Linked DNA regions of Mus musculus: regions 1 and 3 are each linked to region 2. Evidence: chromatin loops called from intact Hi-C (ENCODE). Cell type or tissue: heart. All regions are shown on one strand.

Region 1 (5,000 bases), 48 kb before region 2:
TTTCTTTGTGCCTTCATTTCTCCCCCGCAACACCAGGCCTCTAGGATCCACTACATAGGCAGTGCTGCTCTGGGAAGAGAGATGCACACACGCCTTCTCCGATGCCTCCATGAACTCTTTTTTTTAAAAGATTTATTTATTTATTTATTTATTTATTTATTTATTTATTTATTATATGTAGGTACACTGTAGCTGTCTTCAGACACCACAGTAGAAGGGGGTCAGATCTCATTACGGATGGTTGTGAGCCATCATGTGGTTGCTGGGATTTGAACTCAGGACCTTTGGAAGAGCAGTCAGTGCTCTTAACTGCTGAGCCATCTCTCCAGCCCCTCCATGAACTCTTGAGGGCTCCAGGTGAGCAGTTCCTCCTTTAGAGACACGGTGGGTTTTGCAGGAAGAGCAGCCATGTTGGGGCTGGTGAGCTGTTCAGATACAGGTTCTTGCAGAGTCTTCCAAACCTCCTCCTCTCCATCGCCTCGAAGATACTAGGCTGAGACGGCTCGTGCCGCAAAGCTACTTTCCAGCCAAGTCAGATTGCCCGAGAGGGACCATTAAGGCCAACAAAGTGGGAGGAGAGACTTGCTCAGATTGTCCTCTAGTCTATGTGCATACCACCACCAAATTAAAATCTAATTAAAAGAAAAAAATTTTTTTGAGTCACGAACTTCTGATGTAGCCCTTGGTGATCTGGAACTTTCCATGCAGATCTGCCTGCCTCCGCCTCGGATGCTGAGATTAAAGATGGGCATCACCATGGCCAGCCAATTAAAGATAAAAATTAAAGACAATACTAACCAGGCAGGAATAGTGAGCCACTCTGAAGCCCTGCGCTTTCTTTTATTCTTGCCTTTCCCCTTCTAACATGACCACGCCCCTGTAAACCACGCCTCCGTCAGCACAGGCTCCACCCCTCCACTCCCTGGCCCTGGGAGGGTTGCATTTGGTACCCAGGAGGGCTGAGGGGAATGCTAAGAGCGTGGGGAAGGGGTTGCAAACTGGCAGGGTGAGGCCTGAGGACTCCAGCCAGCTCCCTTCACGCCCTCCCCACTGCTGCACGCCTTGAAACTTCACTCTTCAGCGTCCGTGGGAGTGGGTGGGAGGCCGAGAGGGACCATCACCCGCTGCCAGAGCCCCAGTCGATGTCAACTCTGACTCTCTTCTTTTCTCAGATAAAAGGACTCGTCTGTGTGTTTGTCTTTTACAACACCCCTGCTGTTTCTTTTGTCTTATTTTAAATTTAAATTTCCGACGCATCCATTGGAGGCGGGGTCTTGAAAGAGCTAAGTCCTGCGCACATCCCTTCCTCGCTTTCCAGAACAAATCCTCCCACATTACAGCTCGCCCCGCCCCTCGTCTCCGCGCCCCCCCCCTCCGCCCCCTCCCCCAACCCCTAGGCCTCCTTGGGGATGGGATGGGGGAGGACCCAGGCCAGTAAGAACAAATTAGATAATGAAAAGAATTACGGCCCTGGCGTTCCCTCTCCCCGCCCTCCGGGGCGCTGCTTTCCCCTCCTTTCCCTCGGCTCCCGCGCCCCCTCTCTCCCGGCGTCGCTGGAACGTTCAGCGGCCCGTGATGAATGATCGCCTGTCACGGCTTGTTTATTATAACGCGGGCAATCAATTACACATCCCCAACGCTGGCCGGCCCGCGGGAAATTGATACGCTCAGCACAATCCAATGTGAAAATGGGAACTCATTTGCCAAATGTCTTTCTCAGGCATGATTACAGTGTGTTTCTTCCAACAGGACGGTTGGACTGACGGCGGTATCACTTACTGCCTGGCTCGGGCCACCCTCCTCGAAGGTGTTATTTATTGCGTGACAGAGGCTAACGCAGGTAGAGGACAAGGGGTTTCTGTCCTGGATGTCACCTTGTTGGTTGGTTTTTGTTTTTGTTCTTGTTTTAAGTGGGTGGGCGGGGCCACGGTTCCTCTTCCAGCCACTTCTGCAAGCTCAGCTTCTCAGGCCACCTTCTCCAGCACTCGACTGCTGGAGTCACCCTGGTGCCACCCTGAGGACAAACCTCTGCCCAGTAGAAGCTCTACGGGTCTAAGAATCAGGCCAGACTGGGGTTTCCAGTTCTGTCTGCTGTTGAGTCCTTTCCTACCCTGGGAGTTCTATGCCGTGGGCAATACTGATGTCAGGGACAAAACTGATGTCATGGACAACGTGAGGAGCTGTGAGGGGCCATCAGTGGTGCAGACTGGGATCCATGGCCCTTATCAGAAGTCCCCAGCCTCTGATTTCTGAGACGCTGTAGCATGGAGACTGTTTCTCTTCCTGGTGACATTTTGCCCTCTTACACACTGAAAAGATAAGACAACCCTTTGCTTTCCTTATGTTTCTATCTCTTTTCAGGCTCCTCCCCCGCCCAAGATTTTTTTTTCCTTTTAGTGTGCATGTGTATGTGTGTGTGTGTGGGGGGGGGGGCACAGCATGTATATGGAGATTACAGAACTCTGTGTGGTTCTCTCGAATTCAGGTTGTCAGATTGGCAGCAAGCCCCTTTAACCGGCTGAGACTTCTCACTGGGCCCACTTTCCCATCTTGGAGTGTGCCCTATAAGCAGGTGAGGGCAACTCTTTCTTGTGACGTGGGATTTCTACCTCATCCCCATCCCCTACCCCTCCACCACCACTCAGAGAAAGGCAGGAAATAACTGCTAAACTGGCTGGGCCATCTTGGTCTGGCTGGCACAGTCCGGGATCTCCCTGATCTAAAAATGTGTTGTGTAAACTGGGAAGTGAAGCTGTCAGTTCTGGTCATTCTCCAAGGTCTCGAGGTCTCGCCAGACCGGCTCTGACTCTAATTTATTCCCGTAGCGCACCTGGATCAGGTGGACGACGGGCATTGGAGGAGGCCGGCCAATCCTCGAGCATGTGGTCCACTGGTCTTCACCACACCTTGTATTGTGTTAGCTTACTGACTCCGCTGGTATGAGAACTCCAAAAAGGGAGGCACACGTTTGATGGCAGGCACTTCTGTGTCCCCAGCGTCCCCAGCCTCCACTTGGCATATCCTAAGTGCTCGGTAAATATTTGTGGCTTTCACGGATGGCTGAATGAATAGCATAAGAGTTAAACTCATTACCGGGGCAACCTCTGCCGAGCAGAGCGCAGCCCTGGAGAGGGGATGTTTACAGGCATTTCACCCCACGGCATCCTCACAGAAATAGCTCCTGCTCCCCCCACCCGCCCTTGCCCGGTGCTACAAATGTTCTGTGTGCTCAGGGCATAAAAACCGGTAACGGGCTGAACGTATACGTCTGTCTGGTAATTCCTGCTTAGCTTCCAATCAGCACCCTGGGCATAAATCCCAGTCTCTGTCAATGCCTCTTGCTCATAATCCCTACCCCACCTAGGCCGTGGGCACCTTCCTGTGCACAGGTAGCTGTGTCTTATTGGAATCTCATGTTTGTTGGTAGCCCAGGATAACCCCAAGCTCCTGCCTGCCACAACTTCCACCTGTGTTGTAAGTATGTGACACAGAGCCAAGCCAAGTCCCATCATGGGGCCAAGTTGTCCCAGTATGCCCAGCTGTAGTAACCACCTCCCTCGTCTTGCCTTCTTCTCAATACTGGATTTGAACTCAGGACCTTACATATACTGAGCAAATAAATACCTTACCCAAGTCATATACCAGCCCTCTTTTTACATCTTATTTGAGACAGGCCTGGCCTATCAAGATCCTTATACCTGGATCTCCAAAATGCCCCAAAGCACAGATTTCCTTAAAACAGGTTCTTGTTTTGTTTTGTTTTTTGTCTACCCATCCATTCAGACACCACCAATGCCAATTATATTTTATGAACACTATGTATGGGAATACAACATGGAATTCCATCAAAGCACCTAGGTCAGGGGGAAACGTTCTAACTTCAGATTTTAAAATCTTAGTTTTCTTTTATGTGTGTGGGTGTCTTGCCCGCATGTATGTTTGTGCACCTTATGTGTGCCTGGTGCCCAAGAAGGCCAGAAGAGGGGTGTCATATCCCCCGGAAGTGGAGTTACAAAGAGTTGTAAGCCACCATGTAGAGGCTGGGAATCAAAATGTGGTCCTCGGGAAGAGCAAGCAGCAAGTGCTCTTAGCTGCGAGCCATCTCTCCAGCCCCTTAAGTTTAGATGTTTGTTTTTTAAAAGTGAACCGGGATGGGGAAGATGTCTCAGCAGGTCCTTGCCGACAATGTTGATGAGATGAGTTCCTCCATGGGCCCACATATTAGAAGATGAGAACTAACTCCTGTGCTGTGTCCCCTGACCTCCACAACCTGCAGGCTGGCACACTTCCAAACCAATGACAGACAAATAAGCAAATCTTTAAGACAAAAGTGGAACATTGATTAACTTGGGGTGTAACTCGGTTGGTAGAGTATTGGTCTCCCACATGCAAAGCCATGGATTCAATCCCCAGTACATATAAACCACGTGTGGTAGTGAGAGCCTGTAATCTCAGAGCCGAAGCAAGGATCGCCTCTTATCACCTGCAGCTACACTGCAAGTTCGAGACCAGGGTGGGTTGGGACGAGACAGCGAGGCTGCAGAGCGTATCTAAGTATTTAAGCCTCGTAGGAGGAATTCCTCTCTATCACAGTAGTTACATCGGCAGCTACGGTGGAAGCATAGAGCCTCATCCCCAACCCGGTCTAAGCCTCCACTGTCACGCATCACTAACTGACTAATAAACCTTACTCCTTGGCCAAGTCTGCATCCTGCCAGTACCAGCTTCCCCACATGAAAGAGAAGCAAGAGACAGCACTTTGGGACCCTGGGGGAACAGCCTACGTCTGCTGCTGCACATCAACCGTTGAGCTCTGAGAGGGGCTGCCAGACAATGGGAAATGAAACATTTGAGTGGTTTGGGAAATATTAGGTAAGAAAACCCCCTCCCCCGGGTATTCTGTGCAGCAGCTGTGACAGGGAAGGAGGGGGCTTTCGGGTTTCAGTGTTCCTGAGCAGACCAATGGCTGCTAGAATGTTCTTTCCGGGAAGACATGGCCT
Region 2 (5,000 bases):
CCTTGTTGGAGTAGGTGTGTCATAGAGGGCATGGGCTTTAAGATCCTCATCCTTCCTGCCTAGAAGCCAGTCTTCTCCTAGCAACCTTCAGACAAAGATGTAGAACTCTTAGCTCCTCCTGCACCATGCCTGCGTGGATGCTACCATGCCCCTGCCTTGATGATAATGGACTGAACCTCTGAACCTGTAAGCCAGCCCCAATTAAATGTTGTCCTTATAAGACTTGCCTTGGTCATGGTGTCTGTTCACAACAGTAAAACACTCCCTAAGACACAGACCTTTGAATCAGTAGTTCCTTGTGTCCACCACATACTGCTCTTGGGCAAATGAGGAAACTGAGGCCTGGAAACTGAGGTCATGCAGCTGAGTTGTGGCCCCTACAGTCCCTACAACCTCTATCCCAGCTAGGAGCCCAATTTATAGCTGCTTCCTTCTTTATGTGGTGCCAACTAAACTTCTGGCTTGGCTCTCCTGGTGAGAAAACATGATTCTCTATATTTGTAAGGCTGGTGGGCAACAGACACATATCCACATGAGGTAAAGGTGTGTTTCCACAAATCTTGGTGCTCTGAGTCACCAAGCTGGCCTTTACTTTAGACTTATTTTCGTGTTTGCCTGCATGTATGGTGTGTGCACATGTGTGCAGTGCCCACAGAGGGCAGAAGAGGGTGACAGTTCCCTAAAATTGAAGCCGTATATTGTTGTAAGGTGTCATGTGGGTGTGGGATCTGAATTCGGGTCCTCTGGAAGACTAGAGAGTGCTCTTAATCTCTGAGATATCACACACACACACACACACACACACACACACACACACACACTGCCATGACTTTTTTTTAAGCTAGTATCTTATTATGTAGACCAAGCTGGCCTTGAACTCACCATCCTCTTCCTCAGCTTCCCATGTGCTAGGATTACAAGTGTCTGCCACTAGGCCCAGCCAAGCTACCCTGCATGTATATCCAGCCACTGCTGGCATAAGGCATGGTAACCCTACAGTCCATGTTTGCTTATAGAGGCAGAGCACTGCAGCTCAGGTGCCTAGCATGGAAGGAGCCCGGGATTTGTTGTTGGCACCGGGATGGGTGGTATACATCTGTTCCCAAAGAGGAACCAAGCAGGCAAGCAAACAGACAAACAAAAACTAACCGTGGTGTCGCACACCTTTAATCTCAGCACTGCAGTTTAGAGGCGGAGGCAGGAGGATCTCTGAGTGCCAGACCAGACAGGGCTACATAGTTTTCTCAAAAGGAAACAAAAAACAAAAACGAAAAACAACAAAACCCTTCAAAATAATAATTTAAATGCATGAATGCATAAATTGGCACTTTGTCAAGGTCAAATGGGCACTAAGCACTTCGCTGTCTAGCAGAAGCTCTGGGCTTCTTCACCAGTGTGTACAACAGACACTAAGCCACTGTCTCTAGGTAACAGGGACTTTCTACTCTGTCATCTTGCAGGACACTGTCATATATGCCTGTATTAGATGAGCAAAGGTGTTTTTGTGTAAGTTACCTTCCCTTCAATGCTTCCAGCCCTGTGGTGGCCTATGTGGACAACCTGTTGGCTCTCAACAACAGAAGATAGACTTGCTTACCTCCTCCGGAGGTACCCAAGACCCTGCTATAAGTAATCTGTGAGCATCACTCCTGGCGTGGCAGGGTTTACCGTTCACCAGTTATCTACACAGGAAACTGACATTCACAGACATTAAATGCCCATCGCAGGTCACATGGCTCAACGACAACTTGATTTACAGCCCCCACCCCTAGCCCCCACCCTGTCTGGCTGCCCCGGAGCCTATGATGAAGTGATTCCAATAGCGGAAAGTCATGTCACCTCTGTGCCCCAAATAACCAGGCCTGGGCTTGAGACCAAGCATCTCCCTCCGCAGCCACAGTGACCGCAGCAGCTCCCTCAGACGGCCACCTTCACCTCTTTTATTTTATTGTTTTCCCTCGTTTTATTGCCTTGGCACAAGGCCGACGGCAGAGGGTAGGCAGAGATCAGAGTCCGCCTCTCCTCTGGAAATGACTTCGGAGTTCAGCCCGCCCTCCTCCCAGTGTTTGGAACCTAACGTTCTGGAAAGTGGATCGCAGGACGGATCGCTGCCGCCACCGCCGCCGCTGCTGCTGCTGCTGCCGCCGGCGGCTTCCGCCACCGGATCTCACTTAAGGGCACAAAAGCTGGGAAATTTCAGAGCCAGTCTGGCCCAGAGGGTGGAGAAGAGGACCTGAGCTCTTGAGCCAGCCTTCAAAAGAGTCTCCCTGGCTGCAGGGAATACGGAGACCACCCGCCGGCCAGCCTGCTCCACTGCAAACAGGAAACCCCAGAGTTTATAGATGACCCCGTTACAAGGCAAATGTTTTGGAACAAATTGTTCATTTAAGTCCTTGTTTTCCACTAGCTTCTCATACTGGATTCCCCCCCCCTCCCCTTTTCCTCCAGCCCACTGTCCTTGTTAAACCAGGGCCGTGGCGCCACCTGCTGCCCATCCTGTGATGACAGTAGCGTCTCCAGTGGGATTCCGGGGCCCTGGGTCCCTCTCCCCACCTCTCAGATGGATGGGACGATAGTCCCCCTCATCCTGGCCCCCGGATTTGTGGTTAAGATCATGAGCCAAGTCGCTGGAGAAGTGCTCTGTGGCTAGGTGACCTGAGACTCCCTGTCCCCATTATTCATCCTCAGGGACAGCAGGGCTCCCACGTGCAGAAAAGACAAACCAGATGGTATCACCAGGCAAAGCCCGGGCTTGGTTTCCCCGCAGGCAGCCACACCAGCATCAGCTAACCACGTGACTCCGCGGCCTCCATTTCTTTCGGATTCCACAGTAGCCCCTAAGGCAGGTGGGATGGAAGGTCGCGCGTGGGCCTGGCGGGCAGTACACGCTCTTTCTGCATGTCCACTTGCCCAGTCTAGACCTCGTGGAAGTGATATATTTATCGCCACAGAATGAACAGGAGCCCCAAGTGTCTGGAGATGTACGTCAGCTGATAGAGCACTTACCCAACATGCATGAAGTCCTGGGTTCGATTCCCGAATGTCATATAAACAGGGCATAGCGGAAACATACCTATCTTCCTAGCACTGGGAGGTAGAGGCAGGAGGATCAGAAGTTCAACTTTACATAGCTTGATGTCAGTCTGGTCTCAAAGAAGGAAGATACAAAGAATAGAAGCCACAAGAGTTCTGGGCCTGCAGCCTGACATCAGCTCCCCCCCCCCCCCGCCCCTCCCGCTCCCCAAACCTCGGGCAAATTGTCTTCCCCCCCCCCCAAGCCTCAGTTTCCCACGGTGTGTAAAGAGGCAGTAATAGTCACTAGATCTCAAGAGGTTGAACCGCGGGGCTTAGAGACAATCTGTGCTTGTCATTCTTCCTGAAGGGGAAAGAGCAATTAGCAAATGGTTTGAGGAGGGGCCAGTGAAGGAGCAAGTTCACATCCAGGAGTGGGTTAGTGAGAATTCAGTCACCAACTGGGCCTTCTCTGCCTCACCCAGATACTTTGTTTTACTCCTTGTGGAGGAGCTCTGACTGGCACCTCGGTTTATCTATCTGTCCGATGGGCACAGCGTCTGTCCATTCGACCTGCTTCTTAGAAACGTAACAGGAATCTATCCAGTGATTTATATGAAACTGTTTAGGGATTTTTTTTTTTAAAGAATAAAAGAAAGGAAGATGGAAGGGCAGGAGAGAGGAAGGGAGGAAATATTTTTCTTCATTTAGGGTATCTCCATGTTCCTGATTGCTTTGCTGTCATGCTCCAGAGGAACTGAGGACTACCTGAGACAAGCTGGATTCCTCTTGACACAAACTAGGAATCATAGCCCACACCAGCATCAGTACCAGGGACATCTGACAACGCAAAGGCTGAAGCAGTTAAACTCTTTGCTCCCAGTGAAAGTTCCGAGCGCATCCATGACATAGGTCCCCGAGCTAATGCGGGGGACATAAGAGAGTGCAAAGAGGAGGTCAAGTTATTGAGGAAGGGGTCATTACAGGAGAGAAGAGGGCCAAATGGTATCAGGACACTGCTCTAGGCCCAACTCAGAAACTGTGGGGAGGAGTTTGTCTTGGTCCTGGGAGTCCTGGGGAGCCACAGAGGACTGGTAATCAAAGGAGGAGCCTACCCAGAAAAAGAATCCAGACAGCAGCTCGAGGGGTAGAGCTTAACGAGGGCCACAGGGCAATTTAGGGTGACCCAGTACATCTGTTGGTCCTAGATCACATGCTTTCTTGGATCATGGGATCTTCAGGTTTCAACTCCCAAGGTCCTGGAGTAGGATAACCGTTGAGAATGTCACCCTTTTAGAATTATGCCACACAGGTATTCTGGCTAGTGTCCTCTCTTCTATCTCCCCCTCCCCCTTTATCTGCTCTTAAAAATAATCCGTCTTTCACCTCATTCCGTGCCACTTGGGTCTTGTTCTCTGATAGACAGGATAACAGATTACCAAACCAGGGCTGGGTCGCATGCTAGCCTCTTTGTGGTAATATTTGTGCAGCTGAATACAGTGTTTTAATCGGATGGAGTTATTCTAAAGATAAAAATTCTAGCCCCATCCAAGATGAGAGAATTTTTGGGGAGGGTGCAGGTTAGAGGCACAACTATTCGCTCTCAGCATCTCTCCATCTTACCCTGTACAGAAGAGTCTCTGTCTTCCTGGCTCTCAGCTCGCCCACCCCACCCCAACCACACAAGCCTGCAGGATCCTGCTCTGTTTAAATATTCTGTAAATAATGCTGACTGCGGAACTTTGAAGACCGACTTTGCAGAAGCCCCACCTTAGAATTGCAGAATGTCAGAGCAGAGGCAGATGTTTCCCTTGCCTAGCCAGGGTCAGAAAAATACAAGGAACCAGGGCTGCCCCTTTCTCTGCTATGGGGCCACAGCAGACATTACTAATCAATCACCGCACTGTCTCTCTGAGCTGCTTTAGAGCCTTAGAATCCTTCCAGGTGGCCCAAGCAGGAGCCGCCAGTGCTTGAATCTAGAAATCACT
Region 3 (5,000 bases), 380 kb before region 2:
GTGTCCCTGTGGTGCACATTAGTTCTCTGAGTCTGCAGGGCTCCTGGACTGGCACTATAGTACATCTGTGTCAAAGCGAGAGCTGTGTCCTAGTGACTTAAAGGACTCGTGTTCCTCCTGGGACCTCACTTAACAGAAGCTTTATAACTCAGTTGTCTTTGATCCAAAGGCTGTGAGCATTTGTGGTTAACCCTGATGGACAAAGCTATACAAGACTGTTTTTAAAGCAGCAAAATGGCTACAAGGTCTGCTCTCTTCCATGCTGTGTGTTCTGCAACAGATATCAGCACACCAAATCCGAAAAGGCTTCTCAAAGTCCTGTATTCAAATTTCCCCTGAGGTCACAACTCGGCCAGATGGTTGCCACAGTCTCTAGCAGCTCCTTTAACCCCAATGGGAGAACCCGGGTTGAAATGGCAGCTGTCGTGGATCACCTGCAGTCACCAAAGCACGCCTCTAATCCAGTACCCAGAGGGAGAGGAAGGTGGAGCTTTCTGACTTGAGGCCAGTCTGGACTACAGAGGAAGTTCCAGGTCAGTCAGAGCTTCAAAGAGTAAACAAGTAAATGCACAAGCTTAGTCCTTACCCCAAGAAGTACAAAGTGGGGGCTCTCAGAAGATTTTTGGGTTACTCTGAAAAGAAGAAAAATGTAGAAAAGAGACGGTATCACGAAGAACCTAATAAGACTTCCCATCACTGTTCCTCACTCTGCAGGTCTAGCTGCCTGTCTGCACCTCACCCACTGCTAAATTGTGAAGCTGGGGGTCTATTTTATCCTATGTTTTAAACCATAAGATGCTTGCTTATGTTTTCAAGAACACACAACCATTATAACAGGATCTGACACTCATAGGTTAAGTGGTAGGCACAGTAGAGTTCTTGCCAGTTTAAAAGAAATGTAGCCCAGGCCTCCGACATCTGCCTAGCTCTACGCACCCAGCAAGCAGCAGAAGTGACCTGCCAAGAAAGCCAAAGCAGATGGGAGCTGCAATATGCTGCCATCGCTCAGGTGAACGGCAGCAAGCAGGAAGCCACCCCGCAGCCAAGACCACACAAAAGAAACCCTGACAGGAACCCAACACGGAAGCTTCCCCCCCACACACACAGGGACCTCTCCACACTGCCATCCTCCAGGCCCCTTCTGCTCTCATGACCTCGCCCCCTTTCCTCAGGGCATGGATCAGCCACTCTGAGACAAACAGGAAGCATGAACACGGCAGGGAAAGAAGCCAGAGTGCCCCTCCCATTTGATGACTATTCTATTAAATTATTTACTTAGTGGAAACTAATATATACACAAATCAATACAATATCATGAGATTCCTTTCTGTCCCTATTCAAAGTAATGGTCCTAGTTATGTCTTTAAATACACTACTTCCAAAGCAGAGAAAGGAAGTAACCACGCCAGGATGCACTTTCTACCTTCTGAGATCTCTGAGTGAGTAGCTGACACTCAATGTGGTGTGGCAAGTCCTTTAAAGGCATTCCAAGATCCACAAGTGTCTGCCAGACAGCAGGGCCTCCAACTCAACACTGCTGCGGCCTCTCACTTACCAGTACTCAAAGAAGGCCACAGTTTCCCCAGCAAGAGGAAAATAAAACAGGAGCAGACCCTCATTTAATAAGGTGCTACCATCAGCAAGCATTTATCTCCACACTCTTCCAGTGCCAGACGGCCGTGCCAGGCACATGGCTTCCTCTGCCTTCGGTGGACAGCACCATCGGAACGTAGATGTCATGGCTAATTCCTCGAGCAGCGTGAGTGTCAGAGGTCGGAAGGCCAAAGGGGGCTATGCACTACAACATGGTCAACACCCAAATGGTGACTGATGAAAACCTCATGAAGCTTTTCAAAGAGTGGGAAAATTCAACAGACAGACAGGCAGGTAGACAGAGAGAAAGAATGAATGAGAATGTTGGGACTGCCTGAAAGACAGTTATTCAGGACAAAGGAGACATCGGCACTGAAGTAAAGGAACAAGCAGGAAACAGGCAATGCCTTGGGCGCACTGCACCTACAAAGAATCTATGTTCCAGTAAATGGCAGTGCTTATTTACACATACACACTCACACACACTCTCACACTCAGTATCTAGTTGCTACAAAAGGGGGACAGAATCCTTACAATTATGAACATTTAAATTTGAGAGTGCTATCCTGCAAAGTGTTTTGTTTTTTTAAAGTTCTAACCAAAGATTTCCTGCAGCTTAGGCAACCTCTAGTTCATCGCACCAGTATGCAGCCTGAGTGCCTGCGCACGGGCACTGCTCTGGGGCCTACACTGCCAAAAACCCAGGGTCCTGGACCACAGAAGCTGCAGGCCAAGGAGGAAGAAAGAGTCCGTGTAAAGTCATTCAGAAAATCAGCACACATGTGCAGTGGAGGCCGAGGGCGGGTTATGCGGTCAAAGTCAAACAAGATGACATGCTCAAGAGTTCAGAGCGAAGGGAGCAGCAGCAAGAGAGCAAAGAGGGAGGCAGGCGGACTGGGCAGAGGCCAGAATCCAGAGCCACGTTGAATGTGTGGGGAAGAGAATGCTTAAGAGTGTTCATCTTATAAAGCAGCAGGCAGGAGAGGCTACGGAGTGTGCTGAGCAGAGCACACACTCAGCCTGTGAACCGTAAACAAAGGCATGGGGCCGACTTCAACTGAGGACTGCCATCCTCTGCATGGCTCTCTTCTCAACAGCACTGTGCACAGTGACACAAGGGACAGGCAGAGCAGTCCGAGGAAGAGGAAGTACCACTAGGGGGCAGCACTGGCGAGCAGAGCCCAGGTGAGGCACATCTGAAAGAGGCAGTAAGACAGAAATATGAAATTCAGGAATGAGGGCAGGGCAGGACACCAGCAGTAAGTCAGAGCCACATCGGAAGCCAGGTGAGAAACATGAGCCCTGTAGAGCAAGGAGAGCCCCTCCCTTGGGCTCTTCTCAGGAGGGAGAGCATGAGGAAGAACTCAGCTGTGTTCCTTGTGGTCCAACAGCACCCAGCCATGGGCAGAGAGAAGAAAGAAGCTAGTGAGATTCCCTTTCGTTTTCCTTGTCATTGTAGAAGGTGACTTCTCCATCCCTGTGTGCACAACTCCATCTGAAATTTACTAAACTTTAAGGCAAGTCAGACTCATCCATTCAGATATCTGTCTTTAAAGATTTTCTATTAAGTAAAATTTACTAAGATTAATAATTCAAAAACATTGAGAGCAATTAAAGTTTATAATCATAGACAATGTTGAAGTCAACTCACCTGAATAAACATCATTATTCTACTTAGCAATGGCACGGACCAACTCTGCTAACAGTAATGAAGCAGTAAATGAAAGAATCCTCCATCCCCTTTACACTGAGTTCAGACATGCCCTCCTGATTGTCATCTCCCTTCACCGTGCTGAGAACACTAAGTCTGTGGTGCGAGTTGGCTCTTTTCTAAAGACTAGATGTCACAAAGGCTCTCTGGCTTTCTACCAAGCAACTGGCAGTACCCAAATTCCATCACTCCAGTGAGCAAGCCATCAGGAAGGAACTGCTCAGAGCAGGAGAGAAGGCCACTCTATCCCGACTCAGTAACAGCTGAAAGCACAGCAAAGGGGATCAATGGGTGACCTCAACAAGTAGCCACGTGGCATGCCATTTAAAGCTGCACATGATGTGATGCTGCCATAGTCAGAAATGGACAAAGATAACCACTGAGATTTCTACAGCACAATGTCTTAAAAAACCTCAAGCAAGTGATCCCCCACACCTATGTGTGCATGCAAGTCTCGGGGAAAAAAAAAAAAAGACTCCACTCTGAAATGTGGGAGTCATGTTATTGGAAAACTCACACACGGCATGGGTCACAAATGCCCCTGAACCAACTACTTACTTGTTCTGCCACCCAGACTACTCTGTAACAGCGGGCCACACAAGAACCTCAACATAAACAATGTGAGTGGACACACTTCCTCTCCCTGCAAAGGACAAATGAGTACCGTTCCTCAGAGAGCAGCACACGCCTGGCTCAAGAGAAAAAGAGTTTTCTCTGGCTCTGGTATTCTTACAGCATGTATCCTCAGGAGCTCAGCCTTCCATGCAGCTGCCCAGGGGAGAAGGGCTCCATTAACCCAGTTCCTCTTTATCAATGTCCCACAGACTGAGAACTTTAGATCCCTGTTCAGTAACAATTGGCATCGATGCTCAGACTCTTCACAGGTGGAAGTTGCTAGAAAATCCAGTCTGTGAGCATTGCCCCAGATTCCTTGGACCCTGATGCTCGCTCCGCCCCATATCCTATTCCATCAGGACCACACCTAGTCCCCTCTGCACCACCAAGCACACAACAGAGTATAGTCCATAAAACCACAAAAAGCAATCAGAGGGAAAGGGTTAAAGCCATGACATGTATTAATTTATTCTATGCAATGCATTTGTAATTCTCCCACTTTCAGTCAAGATCACAGTACGGTTTAATAGTCTGGTTCAGGGACCAATTAATCCTTTTATGTTTAAATCAATCACCGAGCCTCTCCAAATGATTCAGCTTCTACATGCTGCCTCCCATCTGATGTCTTTGGGGAGAGAGCACAGTTAACACTGTGTGCCACATTAATCACATTTGCTAATAGAAGAAGAAATGCATTACAGAGTAGTCTCACACAAAACCAGAGTATGCACTAAGCCATGTTAGCATACAATGTCTATGTCTTTGTCTCCTTAATTAAAACAAGCTAACTCAACGTGGGCCAACAGCACACCCTTCCCCTGTCTTCTCATGAGGTATACATGTGTGCAAGCATTCATCCTGGCCTTGAGTAAAATACTTATCCAGGAACAAAACTATTGTCCTGGCTTGATGCTCGTGTTTGTAGACCCGTCTCTCCCATCCCACCCTGACAGGATGAGCTGACATGCAGACAGGGAGAGGAGGAGCGCAGAAAGGCAGAGATTTGATTCAAAGTGGCATGTGTTTGGCACTCTGCCATAAGGCTGTGTCCTTTTACTTGAACAACTCTAAAGTCTATTTA

What was found. A loop is a pair of places that touch in the nucleus more often than their neighbours do. Peaks named below come from ENCODE experiments on the same cell type or tissue, not always from the same donor. Only the 100,000 strongest peaks of a DNase experiment are listed, where the experiment ranks them.
Region 1: a loop joins it to region 2, with 2.0 times the contacts of the local background. A loop is called at or near these places in 5 of 42 quality-filtered maps.
Region 3: a loop joins it to region 2, with 6 times the contacts of the local background. A loop is called at or near these places in 2 of 42 quality-filtered maps.

The regions. Positions count from the first base shown.
Region 1 is chr5:118,377,469-118,382,468 of GRCm38, reverse strand. Gm30604 (a long non-coding RNA gene) reads left to right here and starts at 1,551. Exons shown (of 6, transcript XR_878721.1): 1 at 1,551-1,840; 2 at 2,486-2,572; 3 at 4,704-4,872. In heart, a CTCF peak has its summit at 2,021 (motif pointing left); DNase peaks (open chromatin) are centred at 918, 1,548, 1,708, 2,708 and 1 weaker place; H3K4me3 peaks cover 1,600 bases; H3K27ac peaks cover 1,406 bases; H3K27me3 peaks cover 977 bases.
Region 2 is chr5:118,329,224-118,334,223 of GRCm38, reverse strand. No RefSeq gene overlaps it. Among named protein-coding and RNA genes, the nearest start is that of Gm46942, 28 kb to the left of the region's middle. In heart, CTCF peaks have their summits at 2,293 and 2,515 (motif pointing left); DNase peaks (open chromatin) are centred at 2,133 and 2,333; H3K4me3 peaks cover 1,276 bases; H3K27ac peaks cover 1,345 bases; H3K27me3 peaks cover 1,601 bases.
Region 3 is chr5:118,706,171-118,711,170 of GRCm38, reverse strand. All of the region lies in intron 4 of Med13l (mediator complex subunit 13-like), which reads right to left. Among named protein-coding and RNA genes, the nearest start is that of Gm42015, 130 kb to the left of the region's middle. In heart, a CTCF peak has its summit at 2,744 (motif pointing right); DNase peaks (open chromatin) are centred at 1,100 and 2,760; H3K27ac peaks cover 982 bases.